2 separate regions of the Homo sapiens genome follow, and region 2 is linked to region 1. A link is a loop called in an ENCODE intact Hi-C map of the cell type or tissue named here. Cell type or tissue: Caco-2. All regions are shown on one strand.

Region 1 (8,000 bases):
ATCAAGTGAAGTAAGGTGGGACAGTTATGTCAGGCAGAGGAAATGATAAAGGTATAAAGAAGTAAAATAGCAAGGCATAAGCAGAGAGGTACAGGAATTTATAGTAGAAAAATGTAGTGTCTTAAGGAATGGCAAAAAAAAAAAAAAAGAAAGAAAGAAAGAAAGAAAGAAAAAAAAGAAACTCAGCAGTTAATAAGAACCAGACCATGGAAGACTGGAGGCTCCCATAAATATCTTGGATTGAAGTATATTGATAAAGGCTTAGGCCAGTAGTCCTCAAACAGTAGGGTACATGAAAATGATCTGAATAGAACTTTTGAGGACTCTCTTACCCATAAATTAAGATTCAGCAAGTTTTTGATGGAGCCCAGACTTTGGGCTTTAAATTTTTAAATTTTACATTTTTAATATGGAATGTTGGAGTATCTGATGCAGGTTGTTCATGGACCACACTTTGAAAAATATTACTGTAGGGAATGGGAGGAGTCCAGTAGTGGTTTAAAAAAATGGAGTAACTCAGGCACTCTCATATTATTTTCAGGTCAGTATTTAAGACTGATTTTTCTTAAATCAGTCTCTGGTATGGACAAAATATATAAGGTTATAATATAATATGGAATATTACTTAGTCTATAGAACATATTCAAATTTCTCCAATTGTTCCACCAATGCTCTTTTTTGGATCAGGATCCAATCCAAACACACACTTCGCATTTAGTTGTCATGTTTCCTTAGCGTTCTTTAATATGAAACAGTTCCTCAGTCTTTCTTTGTGTTTTATGACCTTGACGATTTTCATGAGTACTGGCCAGGTATTCTGGATGCCCTTGCACCAATGAGCCCAGCTGATTCCCAGACTTTGGTTTCTAAATACCACTCTCCAATATAAGAAAACTATGGCTCCTTGGAGAAACAGCTGAATCCAGGGCTGAAGGAGAAAAAATAAGATGAGCCTGAAATATTTTGTGCTAGAAAATACCAAAGAGTTAAAAAGAAAGAAAGAAAGAATAGGCACATTTCAAAAAGACAAAGTAGCCAACTTGATTGGTGATCCTAAAGGTCAAATACAGAAACACTGAATAACAAAATAAATCTTGATCATAAGGGATTATAACCTGTGGAATAACGTAAGGGTTCATGTGTCTGTACTAACACAAATAAGTGAGTGAACAAATGAATGAATGAATAAGTAAAGGAGAAAAGAAAACTTTTCCTTACTATAAAACTACAACTTGTTTCTAAGTTAAGGAATTATTGAACCAGAAAATTACCATTTGGCAAACACCACAGTAATAGTTGTTTCAGGCAAGAATCATTAACGGATACTAAAATTAGTGGCAAAGGTGTGATAAATTACAGGATATTTAAATTCTCTCAAATTATTTTCCCATGAGATACTTATAGAGTACAAAGAAATATAGTGCCTTTGTAGTGAAGAAATCTGGCAAACACCACCCTCCCCAAGTGATCAAAGTTAACATTTTCAGTAATGGAATAAATTGACATCAAGAGTCTTCGGATAAGACATGTTGATAAGGTCACAACCTCACTTTCTGGTATCCTTGCCAAAAATGCAAAACTGAATTTAAATATGAGAAAACATCAGAGGAAGTGCATTGACTGTCAGAGCCTCATCGACCTAGTATAAGAGACACACCAACGTACGTACACTCATATGTGTTAGAGGCACTTTCAGTTTGGCATTCATTCAGTTCACAAAGAGATCCATTTAAAGACTTTACAACGTACGTACACTCATATGTGTTAGAGGCACTTTCAGTTTGGCCTTCATTCAGTTCACAAAGAGATCCATTTAAAGACTTTACAGAAGAAAAATGACAGGATGAAAACTGTGCCTCGAGGAGATTAAACTGGAAGCAGAAGGTAGGATACAAAATGAAGGGGGTGGAAATGAAAGCTATGGAAGGCATTGATGCCTGTAAGTGATCTATTACATTATTTCAGGCACATAGTCATAATAATCTCAACCAGAGTAATGGCCATAGAAATGGAGAAAAGGAAAGTTAACACAGAAATAATATGAAGAATAATGGCAATGATTTTTGCATTGAATGTGAAGGAGATGTAAAAGGAGGGGAAAAAAGAGTCTTATTTACTAAACAGGGCACCTGGGTGTCTATGCAGAAGGTGAGTCAATGGAAGCAGAAGGAATGTGATCCTGTACTTTCAAAGAAGGGAGTTCTGTTTCAGGCAGATATTTGAAGGTATTATTGAGATATCCTAAAGAGAATGTCTAGTAGGCAGCAGAAAAGGTGAGATTGCTATCTGGGAAAGAGGGATAACACATAGGAATGATTGCCTTTGATGTGACACTTGGTTTACAGAGAATATGTAACTTGTCCAGTGTTACAAAGCCAGTAAAAGGCACAATCAGTATTTAAACCCCACTTCTAGGTTCAGAAGTTTCTTTGGCCCATATAATGTTCTGTGTGTATTGGGACTCTCCAGGAGGTTGAAAAGAACTGTAAACCTCTATTACTATCAGTTTCTAAGTGCACAATTAGACTTATGTGCAAAGTTATAACCAGCTCATTTTTTAAAAAAGCAAAAGAATAAGTGAAGCTCTCTTTTCATCTGTGAGTTCCATTGGGCTTTATATAGAAGTAAGGACTACGTTCAGAGCCTTGTAAGGTTTTTGATAGTCACGTGATTGACTGTCAGAGCCTGGTCCATCTCAGAGACCATCCCCTCAAACGCTATCCTTTTACACATCAGGTATCTGATCCTGCACATTCAAATATTTATATGTAGGTTAGATGGGAAAGACATTGGTATAATTAATTTAATTTTCACTAGGTCTCAGCCTATTTTAAGAGCAGTCAGGAGCTAGAGTTTTCGGTCTTCATTTCCTATATAAATTGGCAAAAGTGTTGCATTCTGAATAACTATACTGTAGAAGTACATCGTCCTTTGAATAAATTCGAATCCATACACAGCAACACAACTGAGGTCAGGTCAGAGGGTGGGCAGAAGACCCATCACTTCACACACTGGGTCCGAGAGCACAGCTGCCCTGACAGGAAAGGAGGGGCAGGGCAGATGTCGCTGATCACTAACTACAACTAGTCACTCTTCCAGTAGTTCCCTCCCAGTGGGTGGTGAAAGTTGTTCTTTAGCTCATTATCTCCCCCTTCAGCCTTCCGATAAAGGAAGATGATGAAGTTAAAAGAAGCAGGGAGGCTCAGCCCCTCTGTAGAAAAGGTAGAATGAACAAGAGAAGTATCCTTCATTTTAGGTAATACATGAAAATGTTGAATAAATATATGCTGAAATAAGTAAGTTTATCTCAATAAATATTTTTTCTTATTTCTGATACCTGTAATAACAGTGAAATAGATATATACATATGGGAAAAGGTACACTTTAAAAAGCATATCTCCTACATAAACACAGCACTTTGTAAATCACCACAGCCAAAGTAATCACATTCTTAAATAAGAATGTGAGTTCATTACATACTGTAAGGAAGGTTTTTCATTATTGCTCTTTATTTACTTACGCTCCTGTAAATGAATAAGAAAAAAAGAAAACCATTTCCAATTCAAGTAGTCTCAAGGCATACTCTAGCTGCTTGCAATTAAAACACAAATTTACCTAAGACATTGCTTGGCTCAAACAATCATATTTTTCAAATAGTTCATGAGATTTGTTAATAAGAGCTGAATGCTTTGGAACAGAGCAAGGCTTCAATTAAAGGATTACAGTTCCAGAGCTAAACTGGGAGAGACTGTGAGCTCAAGGCTGAACCTTTCCCCTCTGCATTCTTTCCCTCTGATTCTAGTTTGGCTTTGATTATTCTTTCCCCTTTTCCTTTCTTTTTTTATTCTTTTTTTTTTTTCCACTTGCTGCTGGACAGAATTATAAATTACAGGGAGAAAGAGCAGTCTGATCTTACCAAGGAAGTTCTTTTTCTCAAGTCGTTTCTTTCGTTTTCAAGGTGTTTCCCAACTCTGGCCTTACTTTGTAAGACCTGAAACTTCATCACTTCTGGTAACTTACCAAGGTCCAAAGTCTGCCACAGAACTACCTGAAGGCTTGAATCACCCAGATATCGGCTTGCTGGCATGGAACTCTTCTTGTTTTTCTTCATATACAAATAGGATTTAGAAATGTTTAAGCAATAATTAAATGAAGAAATAAGGAAAAGATTTAGATATTGGACTTCATTGTTATCATCACCATTTCCTTATTCACTTTATTTTATATCATGTACATATCTAAGTATCCAAAGAAGTTAATGAAACATGAGTACTTAATGTATTTTTCCAAAAATATCCAAATTAGAACTGTGACAAGTCTCAAAATAAGGTCTCTTTGCCATCACTGATATATTGAGAGCAGAAAAAAATACATTAATAATCCTGTTAGATAATCATGGATATAATTAACAGCTACAAAGATGATATTACTTGATAGGATATATTTCAATATACAATTTAGCGCCACTCAGGATTGAAGCAGAATTGCTTCTCTGTTGGAAAAAGTATCAAATAGATATTTTTAACTTCTCAGTAGGTGATAATTTAGTAGCTCAGAGAAATATTTTATAGGCATATGGAACAAATTAGTATGGTAATTGCAAATGGATTATTAATACTGACAAGTCATAAGACTTAACCTTTTCAAATGTAACTGCTGAGACTAGAATTTAAACTAAACATTGTGATGTTTACCTAAAATGTTTTAGATAAATCAGAGATAAGATTAACAAATTACTTAAATATACTATGTAAATTTTTAGCCTGTATGAATAATAATGGGAAATAATATTTGCTACATTGCACACAATTGTACACACATACACAGTCTGTCTCTCTGCCTTACAAAAAAGTAGAAACAAAAGTTTTGGGGATAATATCAGCATCTAAGAAATATAATATAAAAATATCACATTATTGGAAACCAGTACACAAAAATGAAAAGCAAATGAATATGCAAAATATCTACCACTGCAAATAAACATGGATTTTTTTTTTTTTTGCTAAAAACAACATATTCCTCTCTATGTTGAAATATGTTTCTACCCCACAAAGGAGTGGTTTGCTTGCTTTTGCTTATTAACAGCCAACCATGTAGTGCTAAGCATGTGCCAAGTCTGTTCTAAGTGTTTCATAAATGTTAAATCACTGAATTTGCATAACAAACAAACCTATGAGGTGAACTCTGTTATCATGACTACTTTACAGAAGGGAGAAACTGGGCAAAAGAGATAGGACTGAAACTCAGGCAGTCTCTAACGGGATCTCTACCCTTGACACCGTGTATGCTGGTGATTAGCTCCTTTCTCTGCAATGTAGTTGTAAAAATTTCTCTAAGGTATAGATAACTCAAAATTGAGGATTATATTCTAAGAAGATTCATTGCAATGTAAAAGTTATCACTAACATCCAAATTCGCATTCTGATAGCTCATTGAATTTGTGCTTTCTTCCCTGAAAAGCTTTCATATAAAACAAAGGTCCGCATGAAAAATGAAGGATGCTTTCCTCTTACCACTGACAAAGAATACAGTGATTAGATACATTAAAAATTCATATATTTAACAAATGCCACCTCTCATACATAAATTTTCTGTGTGTACAAAATACATAGGTAATAAAATAAAATCAACATTATTTTTCTTCCATTCCTCCTCCAATATAATTTATTGACTTAGTTGAGTAGCTAGGTGCAAGAATCAACAAGAACCCCTCTTCCAAAAATGCAGGAAGTAGAGAATAAACACAACTAAAGAGAAAAATTAGTTTGTGCCTCCCTATTGAGAATAACAATATATACTTAAGAAGTCACATCATTTTTCTGTGTCTATGAACCAACAGAAATAAACTAACATTGCTTCTTTATGTATTTCATTTCACACTCAATAATAAAGTGAGTTTCAATGACATTAATAATATGTTCTCTTGGTAAACAACCATATCCCAAGAGCCTCATATTCTTCCTCTTTTTTTAAATCCCTGAACATTCATTTGAAAATTAACTTACAGCTCTTATTACACTTGTTCCTATAGCCACTGAAAATTTTCAGCACAATAAAAAAATTAAGTAATATTTTACTGTATTTTTTTTTCCATTGGGAAGTAATAGGGGTAACATTTCTTAAAGTGTTTTAATTGGGTAGGGAAGGAGTAAAATACAAATGGAAAGTTTGGTTGAAAAATAATTTTTAGTTAATTTGAGTGGGGAGATAATACCCTACAATTGACTATAAGCTACATGAAGGCACGATCTGACTTGATTCTGAACTTGATAAGAAATCTAACACCCAGAAGATGCTCTATAATTAAGCCATTTAAAGTATATTTAAAGAAGAATAAAAAAATTTGTTAGCAATTTTTAAACAATCTAACTCATTTTAACTGTTTTTTTCAAATAACAAAATGCTTTTACAGACCTCAGATGAACTCGGAATCATAGATTTCACCACCCATTGCATACCTGTAGCACACCCAACCCTAATGTTAATGAATTTTACTTCCCTTCTCCTTTCATGTCAAGCCTAATTTCTTTTTTGCTACATCTCATCAACCCCACTTTCACCCCTAAGACATATTAATATTTTACCCTATAAAAACCCAAAGTCTACCATCAGACCTTCTTTCTTATTCTAAGGTTGCATCTTATAATTGCCTTGCTGTTTTTCTCCCTGGCTCCCATTAAAAAGTATCCTTTCATGACCCTACCCCTACCTCATGAAATTACCCTTTCATGAGACTATCCCAAAGAATTCCAGGAGTCCTCACTCAGTCTTTTCATGTTTCTCAAAAAAAAAAAAAAAAAAAAGAGCATGGAGTGGGGCAGAAGGTGAAGAGGAAAAGAGGAAGAGGGCCTTGGCACCCCCAGAAAAGCTTCCAATCCACCCAGCTCCTGCCTTTATTTTTCTCTTCTCTTCCTCCCACTCATTTTTAATCTGGATCCCACACCTTGACTTACAACCCCAGCAACCTAGTTATCCTGAGCAATTTAAAAAAATGTTTTAAATTTGTGTAAAGATGTAAAACTTGATGTTTTGATATACATGTATACAGTGAAATGATTACTGTAGTCAAGCAAATTAACCTATCCATTAACTTCCATTTAATTTGGTTATATGAAAGAAGTCAGCTAATCATTATTCACATATACTGATTAACATTTATCCTTAAAGTAGGCCAGTAATGATTATATATAATCATAAATGCCGGAGAAACTTTGTTCTGAGTTTCACTTAATAACAATACTTTATTCTTACTACATGTCCTCAGTCTTTATAAATTCTTGCATAAGCAGCATAATTATCTCCTTGCAATAAAAAAGCAAAAAATAATTTTATTTCACATCTATCTATAGACTGGAAACATTGTCCCAAAAAATGAAAAAGTAAGTTTTGCTAACAATTATAGAATTAAATAAAATGATATTTTGAGGGTTTTGGCAAAGAATGGCAAAGAGTCAATTTGAATAAGATTATTCCAAAAGTAAACAGAGCACAAGTTATTTATTTTTTTTTGAGACCCATATTTTAGCCAATTGGTATTTTTGAAGGCTATATTGTTATTCAGTATTTAGCAGTGCCTGGTATATAGAAAGCACTCAGTAAATATTTGCAAATTAAATAAATCAGCGAATAAATGAATAAATTGCTTTTTTGGTTTGTACCAGGGTTACTAAAATAAGTTTGTGAATATTTCGCCATTTTTTTCCATTCTTCAGTTGCATATTGCTGCTCCATAGACAGCCAATGCTAAAGATTCATTTCTTGGATTGTCAGTAGTAGGTCTCATTACTTTTATCTTCTCTTTCCAAAGCCGTTTGTGTCTTTGAAGATTGCTTGTCACACTGCTCTGCTGTTGAATTCAATTAGGTCTATAAAGCTCTGTATCACTGGCATGTAAAACTATGAAATTCTGCTCAACAGCTAAAGTGCAAGGATATGATTTTACCTCAAGTTTCCTGAGAAGTGCTGAGCATTGGCACATTTGTGTCACCCACAGAAAGAAC
Region 2 (8,000 bases), 130 kb before region 1:
TACAGGTGTCTGAGCCTCGAGCCTCCATGTCTGCAGAATACTCCAAGGTCCTCAGGGAAGCCATGTGCCTCCTAGATCGCTCCAAGTGCCTACACATGGCAGAAGTATTATAGTCAGGCCATTTCTGCCTGTTGCGGGATTTTGCTAACAAGCAATCTTTGTTCTGGGGCTCCCCATCAGCTTGGCCAAGACTTTCTTAAAGCTGTACTATAGTCTGAGGCTCTTCCTGTGTAATTCTCCCCCTTCCGTCTCTGTGTGGAAGTGTCATACAGGTGTATTACAGTCTGAAGATTCTCCCACCCTGCTCTCTCACCTTTATCCTTCTCAAGTGTCCTCCCAATAAATCTTTTGCATGTCTCATTTCATCTTGGCATCTGTTTCTGAAAGACCCAAACTGACACAAACACTTAGTAAACACTACTATGGGAATATATTCCCTCCTTCATGGATTCTTTCACATTTTATTAATTTATGTACCTATCTATATGTGTGTGTATTTATTTGGGCTGATTCTTGACAGAACAGAAATTCTGAGACATGAACAAAAGAATGCACAAAGTCAAGAGTTTAATCAATTTTTCCTCCTATGAAGCAGCATACAAGTAAGAAAGAAACTCTCTAATGTTGGTATTCCCTATCAGCTTCTAGCCAAAATTTAAAACTCTCTCTGAGCCAGTTATGGAGTTGAGTTGATGACAACCTATGATATCAAATATGCAGAAGAAACGGGTCACATTACACCCAATGGCTTTCTACATTCCATTCTATCATCCTCAGATACATTCCTAATTGACATACCTTCAAATTCTATGGGCCAGGTTTAAGTGCCACCTCATCCATGATGACTTCTCTTTCTTCAGCTGAAAGCAATACCATGCTCTCCTAAGTTCCCCTAGTAACTTATCTCACATAATTTATTACTGTTTATTTTCTACTTTATAGATATACATTTTTTCCTCTGCTTTTTAATAAAATAACTCTGTCAGAACGTAAATTTGATTCTCTTATTTCCCCATAGCAACAAGATTGATTCCAATAAGCACTAGATAAATCTATTCATCCATTTATTGTATAAACAAACATTTATTAAGAAGTCACCATGTGCAAGGCACTGAGCACACAGAAATAACTAACTTAGGATTGGCCTTTAAAAGAATTCAGTCTTAGTAGGAGGAAATCAAATGAATAGTTACAGTGGAATGTGATAACTGCCATGAAAGGGATATTATCAGAGTATAGGGCAGAAGGAAAGAGCACCAAATAAGGGCTCAAATAAATCCAGGATGACTGCATGGAAGAGGCTCCAGGAAGTGAACTACGTGAAGGGGAGAGTCCTGGCAATTCTAGGCCAACGGAGCAGCAGGAATGAAAGATGTGGGAAAATAAGAATATGACAAGTCAGAGAATTGCAAATAGTTCAGTTTGGCTAAATCCAAGATGTTGGTTTTCCTAATGTTTTTTATCCTGTCAATGAAATTTTTTCATATGAAATATAATGGCTTATATGTAAAACAGATAAAAGCAGAGCTGCTCTGTTTGGTGTGGGCTGGGAAATACAAGCCCTATTAACCCCCTGCCCGTCATTCACTCCTTGCCTTCACTTTTTCTCTCATGGAGCTTTAAAAATACATTCTTAGAACTCAATTTGAAAACTTTGAGTCTCCTTCTTTTTTAAAATAAATACATTTTATTGTGTATATTTAAGATATGCACATGACGTTATAAGATACACATATATGGCAAAATAGTTACTATGGTGGAACAAATTAACATATTCATCATCTTATTCATTTACCTATTTTGGCCCCTGTGGCAAGAGCAGCTATAATCTACTCATTTAGCAAAAATGCTGAATAAAATACTATTATTAAGCACTGTCCTCATGTTGTCCATTAGATTTTTGTGTGTATGGTGGTGGTTATTCCTTATCTGAGATGAGAATTGCTTCCAGAGAAAAACTAGCAAGACAAGCGGAGATCAGAGAAAAAGCTTGAAGGCCAGGCTAGAGAGAATAAGCTTAATTATGAGAGCAGAAAGAAGCCACATTAGATATACTTAAGCAAGAGAGTGACATGATCATACGTGAATTTTAGAAAATCCACTACAGTGTCAAAAAGTAAAGACTGTACTGAAAGGTGGTAGCTTGATAAGAAAAGCAACCTATTTAGAGGTTAATATTCAAGGAAAATAAAATAATAATGAGGGTTAAGCCAAGATAGAAGTATATGATTAGAGAACAGAATCTAGATTCTAAGTTATTAAATAGAATTACCTGATGTTGGTGATAGAATTAGATGTGATATCAGAGGTGAATTCATGCAAAAGAGAAAGATCATGCTACCTAGTAAATTACAAGCCACTAACCTATCAGGAGAGAATAAAAGGAATTTTAGTCAAGGATAGTTAATTTAGTTTTACTCATGTTGTTCTGAGGTGCCTTAGAAACACACATGGGTCTAAATTTTCTGGAGAAATATTAAGTCTAGAGAAGTATCTTTGGTTAAGTGTATTTGGCTAATGGTTAAAACCAAATAATTCATGAAGTCACTAAAAAAATGCATATAGTGAGAAGAAGAGAGGGCTGAGGAATTAATCTTAAGGTGCAAAAATATTTAAGGGGACAAGAAAAGAAGTTAGTTGGAAAAGGCATGGTCAGTGATGGGAGGAGCAGCAGGTAGGAAGAACAGAGGGAACAGTGTCATCACTCTACTTAGCTGATATTTCTCAAGCAGATAAGGCCACTGAGTTAAGAAATAGCTTTTTTTTTTTTTTTAATAATTGGGATACATAAGCACATTTAAATGCTGAAGTAACATGGCCAGAAAAGAGAGAGAGAGAGAAATAGAATTGAACATTAAGGAGATACAAGCAAGGCAAAATCCAGGTGGTACAATCCACTATAATTAAAGAAAGGAAGGTGAGTAGAAAATGATGCATGATCTGAAATTGATGATGCTCTTACCAATGGCTTTATTTTTTTTCTTAAATAAAAAAGCATATTTATGAACTCAATGTAGAAAAAGATTTTTCAACCCAACTTCAAAAGCATAGACCATAAGAAAAACATGGGCCAGGCACGGTGGCTCACGCCTACCTGTAATCCCAGCACTTTGGGAGGCTGAGGTGGGTGGATCATGAGGTCAGGAGTTCGAGACCAGCCTGGCCAACATGGTGAAATGCCATCTCCACCAAAAAATACAGAAATTAGCTGGACGTGGTGGCATGTGCCTGTAATCCCAGCTATATGGGTGGCTGAGGCAGGAGAATTGCTTGAACCCGGGAGGCGGAGGTTGCAGTGAGCCAAGATCATGCCACTGCACTCCAGCCTGGGCAACAGAGCAAGACTCCATCTCAAAAAAAAAAAAAAAAAAAGAGAGAGAAGAAAAAAATAAAAAGATGAATAAATCTGACTACTTTAAAATTAAATGTTCTGTGGGCAAAAGATGTCATAAAAAGTGAGGAAACAAACCACGGACTAGGAAAATATATTTGTCACATAGAAGGTACCAGTTTCCATTTAGGATGTACAAAGATATAAAAGAATGACTCCCACCCTAACTTCAAGGAAAACTTAAATGATGCATGAAATCATAAGTTTTCCTTAACTAGTAAAACAGATGAGGTCTCAGGGCAACCAACTAGTTGGATACCTAAGGAAATTTACATGTCTCCATGGAGCAGAGCATGGTAGGAAGATATGTCAGGCACTGTATTAGTCTGTTCTCACACTGATAATAAAGACATACCTGAGACTGGGTAATTTATAAAGAAAAGAGGTTTAATGGACTCAAAGTTCCATACAGCTGGGGAGGCTTCACAATCATGGTGGAAGGCAAAGAAGAAACAAAGGCACATCTTACATGGCAGCAGGCAAGGGAGAGCTTGTGCAGGGGAACTCCCATTTATAAAACCATCAGATCTCGTGAGACTTATTCACTACCATGGGAACAGTATGGGGGAAACTGACCCCATGATTCAATTATCTCCACCTGGCTCTGCCCTTGACACATAGGGATTATTACAATTCAAGGTAAGATTTGGGTAGGGATACAACCAAACCATATCAGACCTCAAAAAACCTGGTAATAAGAATTCAGCCAAAATATATAATGTCATCTGTGGGCTAGCATGAGAATATAACACTCCTGAGAGCCTTTACTCAAGAGTATTCTGCACTGACTAAAGGGTCTTCTTTATGGACCTCACCCAAATGCCCATGAGAATGATTGGAAGCAGAGTGGGTGCCTGGAGAAAGTGTCCCTTTGAGGTACATGCCTGCTGAAGGGGAACAGCAGTAATTGCAGGAAAAGTACAAAGACCCACTTGGATCCTCTTTCCTACAGAACAAAAATGACAGACCCTGCTGACCTTAGGTGAAGACTCATTGAAATTAGAAAGGGAGGAGCAGTAAATCTTCCTGGGATGACACCACTAGAGATCCTCTGATCCTTTATTACTATAGAGTGATCGGATCACTGAGAAAGTCCCACCCCAAGACCCAAGAACATCGGGCCTGTCTACAACCAAGCATGAAAGATGACGATAGAGAATGCCTCTGCCCCCGCCACCAGGCTGAGACACCAAGAAACAGGTGACAGAAGGCTACCTCCCACCAGAGGGGGCATGCAAGCACAAATAATGAACCTCTCTCAGGTAGAAACTTCCAAGAAAGCTTAAAGTAGAGAGTGGAGAGTGGAGAGCAGTCTCCAGGCATCTAAACCGCACTCTAAGCACAATTTAATATTAAAGTAGAATAAAGAGGGGAGGAAGAAGAGAAGAAGATAAAGGAGAGGGAGAAAGAAGAGGAAGAGAAGGAAAAGTGGGGCAGAAGAGGAGAAGGATGAAAAAGTGTCAAAAGCAAAAGCAAAAAAATAATATGTACATATATACCAAGAGACCCAGACTCAGATATTACCCAGGTATTAGAACTAACAGAAAGGGAATATGCTAAAAACTCTAGTGGAAAAAGTGGAGAAGTTGCATGACCAGATGGGGAATTTTAGCAGAGATAGAAGCTATAAGAAAGAATAAAACCAAAATACTAGAAATGTAAATAAAACATAATAACAGAGATGCAGAATGCCTTTGACAGGCTAACCAGTAGGTTTGACACAGGCAAGGAAATAATCAGTGAACTTGAAGATAGTCTAATAGAAATTATCCAGACTTATACATTTAAGTTCCTTGTAGATTTTTGACAGTAGACCTTTGTCAAATGGATAGATTGCAAAAATTTTCTCCCATTCTGTAGGTTGCCAACAAACAACCCCATCAAAAAGTGTGGGCGTAGGATATGAACAGAGACTTCTCAAAATAAGACATTTATGTGGCCAACCAACATGAAAAAAACCTCATCTTTACTGGTCATTAGAGAAATTCAAATCAAAACCACAATGAGATATCATCTCACACCAGCTAGAATGTTGATCATTAAAAAGTCAGGAAACAACAGATGCTGGAGAGGATGAAGAAAAATTTACACTCCCACCACACTGTTGGTGGGAGTGTAAATTAGTTCAACCACTGTAGAAGACAGTGTGGCGATTCCTCAAGGATCTAGAACCAGAAATACCATTTGACCCAGCAATTCCATTACTGGGTATATACCCAAAGGATTATAAATTATTCTACTATAAAGACACATGCACATGTATGTTTACTGCAGCACTATTCACAATAGCAAAGACTTGGATCCAACCCAAATGCCCATCAATGATAAACTGGATAAAGAAAATGTGGCACATAAACACCATGGAAGAGTATGCAGCCACAAAAAGAAAAAAAAGAATGAGTTTATTTCCTTTGCAGGGATATGGACGAAGCTGGAAACCATCATTCTCAGCAAACACACAGCCACGAAAAACCAAACACCACATGTTCTCACTCATAAGTGGGAGTTGAACAATGAGAACAAACAGACACAGAGAGGGGAACATCACACACCAGGGCCTGTCAGGGTGTGGAGGCCAAGGGGAGGGAGAGCATTAGGACAAATAGCTAATGCATATGGGGCTTAAAACCTGGATGACTGCTTGATGGGTGCAGCAAACCACCATGGCACATGTATACCTATGTAACAAACCTACACGTTCTGCACATATATCCCAGAACTTAAATTATAATAAAAAAAGAAAAAAAAATTATCCAGACTTAAACACAAAGAGTGAAAAAGCACGATAAGCAAAAAAGCATAAAAGAGATCCACAGTAGACTGTGACAATTCAAGCAGTCTAGTACATATGTTATTTGAATCTTAGAAGAAAAAATAGAAAAGAATAATTATTTGAACAGATAATGACTGAATTTGCAAAAATACTGAAAAACAACAAATACAAGAACAAAACGTCAAGAAAACTGGTGTGGCCACATCAATGTCAGACAAAATAGATTTCACATTAAGGAATACTAACATGCACATTATATAATTATAAAATGGTTAATTCATCAAGAAGACATTACGATCTTAAATGTGAATGTACCTAAAAATTTCATAACAGATGAAGCAAAAACTGACAGAAGTGAAATAGACAAATCCACAATACTTGAGGACACAAACATTCCTCTAATTGTCAGAGTAAACAGAAAATCAGTGAGGATATAAAATACTTAGACAACACTACCAACAACTTGACCTAACTGACACTTATAAAATGCTCTGCCTAACAATAGAGTACATATTTTTTCAAAGTGCTTATGGAATATTCACTAAGACAGCTTCTATGCTGACTCATAAAAGAAACCTTAACAAATTTAAAATAAATGAAATCATAACAAGTGCATTTTCTGACCACAAGGAGATTGAACTAGAAATAACTAACAAACATATCTAGAATATTTCAAAATATTTGAAAATTAAACAATATACTTTCAAGTAATTGATAAAGCAAAAAGAAAGTCACAAAGAACATTTATATTTATTTGAACCAAAATAAAATCACTAAACTATATATCAAAATATGCTTGGAGGAAAATTTGTTGTATTAAATGTTTATGTCAGAAAAGAAGGTCTCAAATCAATTATCTAAGCTTTTACTTCATAACTAGAAAAAGGGCAAATTAAATCTAAAACAAGCAGGATAAAAAAAATGTGTCATAAACATAGCTGATGAAGATTTATTTTCCAGAATATATTAATCATGTGAGCAAATCAATATAAAGTAAAAACAATGGGAAAAAAACTATCAATATATAAAAACAAGTAATTCAAATATATTAAACACAAATTACCCAGAAACATATTAAATGATTATCAACTTCACTAGTATCAGGGAAATGTAAACTAAAACCAAATTATATATAAAATATAACCATCAATAAGTAAATATTTTAGTTTCAAAACCTCAAATATTGATGAAGATTTAGAGTAACATAAACTTTTATAAACTGCAGCTACTCCAAACACAATGAAAAATAATTTGGTGATATCCAGTAAAGTTAAAAAGTAATTTCACTTCTAAGCATATAATGTAGATAAACTCTTACAAATGCATATCAAAAGATAATTAGGAGAATGTTCATAGCAAATCAAGTTCTAATAAAATATTGAAAACAGGCTAAGTGTCCATCAACAAGAAGGTAGATAATATTGTGATTTATTCATTCTTTACAGTAGAGAAAATGAGGAGCTCTTCATTTTATGAAGCAACATAGATAAACTTCACAAAGTACTGAGAAAAGAGGAGTGAGTGGCAGGAAGGCAGACAGAGAGAGAGACGATGGCACTTACAGACATTATTAAACACTGTAAAACAATACTCTTTGGTTCTATAGCTTGGTGCAAAAGTAATTGCTAATTTTGCCACTAAAAATAACCTAATATATTGCTTAAGGCTACATACACAAGAGGTACATTACAGAGAAATTAAGGAGGGGCATGATAAATGTGATCAGGGAAGGGAACAAGTATTCTTCAACTCTATCAGGAAAGTTTTATTTCTTAAAACGGGTAATAGGAAAAAAAGTTTTTCTTTATATCTGTTATGTTTTAAATAGTCATTATG

The links. Peaks named below come from ENCODE experiments on the same cell type or tissue, not always from the same donor. Only the 100,000 strongest peaks of a DNase experiment are listed, where the experiment ranks them.
Region 2: it touches region 1 in a loop (12-fold over the local background); 2 of 110 quality-filtered maps call a loop at or near these places.

The regions. Positions count from the first base shown.
Region 1 is chr4:142,564,307-142,572,306 of GRCh38, forward strand. The region is part of intron 2 of INPP4B (inositol polyphosphate-4-phosphatase type II B); the gene reads right to left. LOC101927613 (a long non-coding RNA gene) reads left to right here. Exons shown (of 3, transcript XR_007058285.1): 1 at 1-1,884. Among named protein-coding and RNA genes, the nearest start is that of INPP4B, 280 kb to the right of the region's middle. In Caco-2, no CTCF peak of the experiment used is centred here; a DNase peak (open chromatin) is centred at 3,095; H3K4me3 peaks cover 461 bases.
Region 2 is chr4:142,439,059-142,447,058 of GRCh38, forward strand. All of the region lies in intron 3 of INPP4B (inositol polyphosphate-4-phosphatase type II B), which reads right to left. Among named protein-coding and RNA genes, the nearest start is that of INPP4B, 400 kb to the right of the region's middle. In Caco-2, no CTCF peak of the experiment used is centred here; no DNase peak of the experiment used is centred here.